Regions from separate parts of the Homo sapiens genome. Here region 2 is linked to region 1. Evidence: chromatin loops called from intact Hi-C (ENCODE). Cell type or tissue: pancreas. All regions are shown on one strand.

What was found. Hi-C counts contacts between places; a loop is a spot of excess contacts. Peaks named below come from ENCODE experiments on the same cell type or tissue, not always from the same donor. Only the 100,000 strongest peaks of a DNase experiment are listed, where the experiment ranks them.
Region 2: it touches region 1 in a loop (3-fold over the local background); 1 of 110 quality-filtered maps calls a loop at or near these places.

The regions. Positions count from the first base shown.
Region 1 is chr1:163,498,075-163,500,574 of GRCh38, reverse strand. No RefSeq gene overlaps it. Among named protein-coding and RNA genes, the nearest start is that of NUF2, 180 kb to the right of the region's middle. In pancreas, no CTCF peak of the experiment used is centred here; DNase peaks (open chromatin) are centred at 1,404 and 1,844.
Region 2 is chr1:163,408,942-163,411,441 of GRCh38, reverse strand. No RefSeq gene overlaps it. Among named protein-coding and RNA genes, the nearest start is that of NUF2, 88 kb to the right of the region's middle. In pancreas, a CTCF peak has its summit at 1,283 (motif pointing left); no DNase peak of the experiment used is centred here.

The DNA.
Region 1 (2,500 bases):
ATAAAGTAAATATCAGCAAATCCCAAACTATTGAGACTATGTGGAAATTTTTTGTTTTGTCACACCTAAAGCTAGAAATCAGTAATGAAAAGAAAATTAGAAAACCTCCATATTCCCATTTCTTGGTAAATTAATTAGCATACTTTTAGATAATATATGAATAAAAGAGGGAATCTCAATAGAAATTGGAAATTTTGTTAAGTTGAATAATTATAAAATATAGCATATACAAATTTGTAGGATGCAGCTGAGGCTATGCTTAGAGGAAAAGGCATAGCCTTAAATACATATATTAGACAAGAAAAAGGCTTAAAATCAAGAAACAGTAACATATATCAAAAGTTAGGATAAAATAGCTGTTAAGCTCAAATTATAAGGAAGAAAATAATAAGTATAAAAGCAGAAATTAATGAATCAGAAAACAAATATACAGTATAGCATCAAGAAAGCCAAAAGTTAATCTTTTCAAAGGTTACGAAAATGACAAACCCTGACAAGACTGATCAAGAGAAAAAAGAGGGATGGAAAAATAAGCATTGTGAGGAATTAAAAGCAGACATCATCAGAGATGTTACAGACATTAAAAGTAAGAGAATAGTACAAACAATGTTGTCAGTCACTTTGAAAGTTTAAGTGAAATGCATAAATGCTTTCATGCTACCTACTAAAAGATAATAAAGAATAAAAAAACTTAATAGTTCTATACCTATTAAAGACTACAAACCTGCAAATTCAAACCTTCCAACAAAGAAATAGGCCCTCTCCCCTCTCCCCTCTCCGCCTCTGCCTCTCGCTCTCCTTCTAGCTCTCCGTCTCCCTCCTTCTACGGTCTCCCTCTCTTGTGGAGCCTGGACTGTACTGCCATGATCTTGGCTCGCTGCAACCTCCCTGCCTTGGGCTCCAGTGATTCTCCTGCCTCGGCCTGCCGAGTGCCTGGGATTCCAGGCATGCGCCCCCACTCCTGACTGGTTTTTGTATTTTTGGTGGAGACGGTGTTTCGCGGTGTTGACCTAGCTGGTCTCCAGCTCCTGGCCTCGGGTGATCTGCCCATCTCGACCTCCCGAGGTGCTGGGATTGCAGACGGAGTCTCGCTCACTCAATGCTCAATGTTGCCCAGGCTGGAGTGCAGTGGCGTGATCTCGCTCGCTACAACCTCCACCTCCCAGCCACCTGCCTTGGCCTCCCAAAGTGCTAAGATTACAGCCTCTGCCCGCCCGCCACCCCGTCTAGGAAGTGAGCAGCATCTCTGCCTGGCCACCCATCGTCTGGGATGTGAGGAGCCCCTCTGCCTGGCTGCCCCGTCTGGGAGGTGAGGGGTGCCTCTGCCCGGCCACCACGTCTGGGAGGAAGTGAGGAGCACCTCTGCCCAGTTGCCCTGAATGGGAAATGAGGAGCGCCTCTGACCGGCCACCCCGTCTGGGAGGTGGGGAGCGCCTCTGCCTGGCCGCCCCGTCTGGGAAGTGGGCGCCTCTGCCTGGCTGTCCCGTCTGGGAGGTGAGGGGCATCTCTGCCCGGCCGCCACCCCATCTGGGAAGTGAGGAGCGCCTCTGCCCGGCCGCCGCCCCATCTGGGAGGTGAGGGGCGTCTCTGCCTGGCTGCCCTGCCTGGGAAGTGAGGGGCACCTCTGCCGGGCCGCTCTTCGTCTGGGAGGTGAGGAGCGCCTCTGCCCGACCGCCCCATCTGGGAGGTGGGGAGCACCTCTGCCCTGCTGCTCCGTCTGGGATGTGAGGAGCACCTCTGTCCGGCCGCCCCGCCTGGGAAGTGAGGAGCACCTCTGTCCAGCTGCCCTTCGTCTGGGAGGTGGGGAGCACCTCTGCCCGGCCGCCCCGTCTGGGAAGTGGGCGCCTCTGCCCAGCCACCCCATCTGGGAGGTGACAGGCATCTCTGCCCGGCTGCCCCATCTGGGAGGTAGGAGCGCCTCTGCCCAGCCGCCCTGTTTGGGAGGTGAGGGGCGTCTCTGCCCGGCTGCCATCCCGTCTGGGAAGTGAGGAGCGCCTCTGCCTGGCCGCCACCCTGTCTGGGAGGTGAGGGGCGTCTCTGCCTGGCTGCCCCGCCTGGGAAGTGAGGGGCGCCTCTGCCGGGCCACTCTTCGTCTGGGAGGTGAGGAGCACCTCTGCCCGGCCGCCCCGTCTGGGAGGTGGGGAGCACCTCTGCCCAGCCGCCCTGTCTGGGAAGTGAGGAGCGCCTCTGTCCGGCCGCCCCGTCTGGGAAGTGAGGAGCGCCTCTGCCAGGCCCACCCGTCTGGGAAGTGTACCCAACAGCTCCGAAGAGACAGCGACCATTGAGAACGGGCCATGATGACGATGGCAGTTTTGTCGAAAAGAAAAGGGAGAAATGTGGGGAAAAGAAAGAGAGATCAGATTGTTACTGTGTCTGTGTAGAATGAAGTAGACATAGGAGACTCCATTTTGTTCTGTACTAAGAAAAATTTTTCTGCCTTGGGATGCTGTTAATCTATAACCTTACCCCCAACCCCCTGCTCTCTGAAACATGTGCTGTG
Region 2 (2,500 bases), 89 kb after region 1:
AACTCTAAAATGGAGATATTAAGACAAAATGATCTTTGTCTAGACAAAGTGATCCCTTCTAGCATTGGCATCCTATGATTACAGGACTTCCTCTTGGCAGAGTGGGACAGAGTACCCAGAAGAGAGGAGAACATTGTGGAGGGAAGGAAAAACAAGAGGAAGGTGAAAGAAGTCCACAAAAATAAATTCTGCAGCTTCACATGCTGTTGCTCAGAGGATGCCCTCACTGATGGCTGCTGAAGCCCTCTCCACATGAGATCACAGTCAAGTTAATGGTTATTTCCATCTCCTCCTAAAGCCATTCCATGGGTCCCCTCTATCTCACTGAGGAATGCCTGGTAATTCCACCTGGTACCTCCACATCCATCCACCTCTCTGGTCCTGAACTACACCCTCCCCAGCACGCACTGATGTTAATTTCCACCCCTGAGGACACATGCTTTCATCCCTTGTGTGTGCAGCATGAAAAGTGAGAACTGCTAGGCCCTTGGAACAGAGTGGAGAAAGAATAGGGATGCTCAGGTGGGCCCTGACCCTCAACTAGGCTCAGAGCTCCTGAAGTGCTTCTACACTGCACAGACATGAGGCCTGAGGAGTGTGTGCGTGTGTGTGTCTACATTTCACAGAGGCAGTAGGAAGCAATACTTACCCACCCACCTTCTCTGCATAAAGGGGCACCCTGGTGTCCTTCATGTTCAGAGAGCAGACTGAATGAGGGAGGTCACAGTTGAAATGGGTTTCAGGGCCAAATTATTGTCCTTCCAGACATTAGTTTGCAGTGCAGAGCCAATCTGAAAATGTGGCATGATCAGCAGTCTTGCCTGAGGAGAGACCATGACCTGTGGAAAGGGATGTCATAAATCAAGGCTCAGTTGCCCTGAGTAGGGAGCCCTGGCTGAAGCAGCCCAGGCAGCTGTGAGGCAGGATTGAGATGCATTGGCAGAGCTGTGACGGTGACCCCCAGACTGAAATAATTGGGGTTGGGGGAGGTGCACCCTGGGTCAGACTGAGGGGCACCGGAAGAATGTATGGGAGAAGAAAGCTTTCAAAAGACCTGCCCAGACATGAGAGGCTTTGGTCAGAGTAATTATCTGCCATGTTCATACGCACTAAATTCACTTTTAAAGGAGAAACGCACGCTCCCACAAATACACGGGCACAAAAGGAAAGAAAACCCTTCTGGAAGAAAACGAAGTACTGTAGAGCAAAAACAATAGACCCCAGAGGGAAAAGGTGATTGAAACTTAAAGAACTTTCATTTCAAGGCAAACAGTGCCCTCTAGAGGTGTGAACGCTAGATGCAGGCAAAGTTGAACAAAAGAAGTTCAGTGAAATGAAGTGCTGGAGATGATCCTTCGGCTTTAAATGTTATTGGAGATTTTGTTCCAGGTTAAGGGAGCAGGGAGGAGGACCCTAACCATTTCCTACTTCCGAATGCATGTCCATGAGCCTGTCATTCTCGTGCCTTCCTCAAAAGACCGGGATAACTCCAGGCACCGCAAAGAGACATTTTGCCAAACACAATTTCAAGTAAAATGCTGTTAGAGCAAATGTCGTATTTCGGTCTGTGGCACTAGAAGCGAGGAATTTTCATAGAGAGTGTCATAAAGAGGAAAATGTAGTATAATTTGGGTGGGTGGGAGAGGGCAGGGGGTATAAAATAGATTTTTCGAGAGCCTGTATCTTGAGTGATTAGATCAATAAAACTCCCTCCAGAAGTCACTGCTTTCAAAAGCATGACACCAAAATATAGAGTCCTGGTAAGGAGAATTTCAAAGGCAGAATGTTTTAGTCAAAGAGTCTCCACTATGGGTCCCTCATGAACCCTTGGGCCACTCTAAATCCTCCTTTTGTGAGTCCCCACATGCCCTCGACTTTGATACCATCATCCTCATCTCTCCCTTCTTCTCTTCCACTGCTTTCCACAGTTCCTCACCAGCCCACAGGACAGCATAGCAGAGTGAAAAGACCGCAAGCTTTGAAGCTAAACAGATGTGGACTCCAAGTTCAAAACCATTGACTTCAGGCCATATACACAGGGATCTGAGCCTCTTCTGCATCCTCATCTGTAAGATGTTACTGGTAACAGCCTTCTCACCGTGTCGGTGGGAGGAGGGACTGGCATAATAAGGTGAGTTGTCTACACTGTAAGGGCACAGAGCTGGAGTTCAACAAAAATTCATGACCTCCCCTTTCTCTCTTCCCTGTCACCGCTGAGTAACACCAGAGGCTTCAGCCTGAGCTTTCTGTCTCTATTTTCTTCTTTCCCAGTCCACACTGCACATCAAGAACTACGGAACAAAATTCCTGACTCACTATTTCATCAGGCCATCCCTTATTCCACCACCATCATCTGCATGATAAATCCAAACCCTCAAGCATCCAATTTATCCCCTTCAATTCATGCCCAATTTATCTTCACACCTGATATCTCACTGCTGCTCACTGCTAACCTTCTAACATGGGCTGCCATCTACTTGCCACCCCAAATGCACTACTC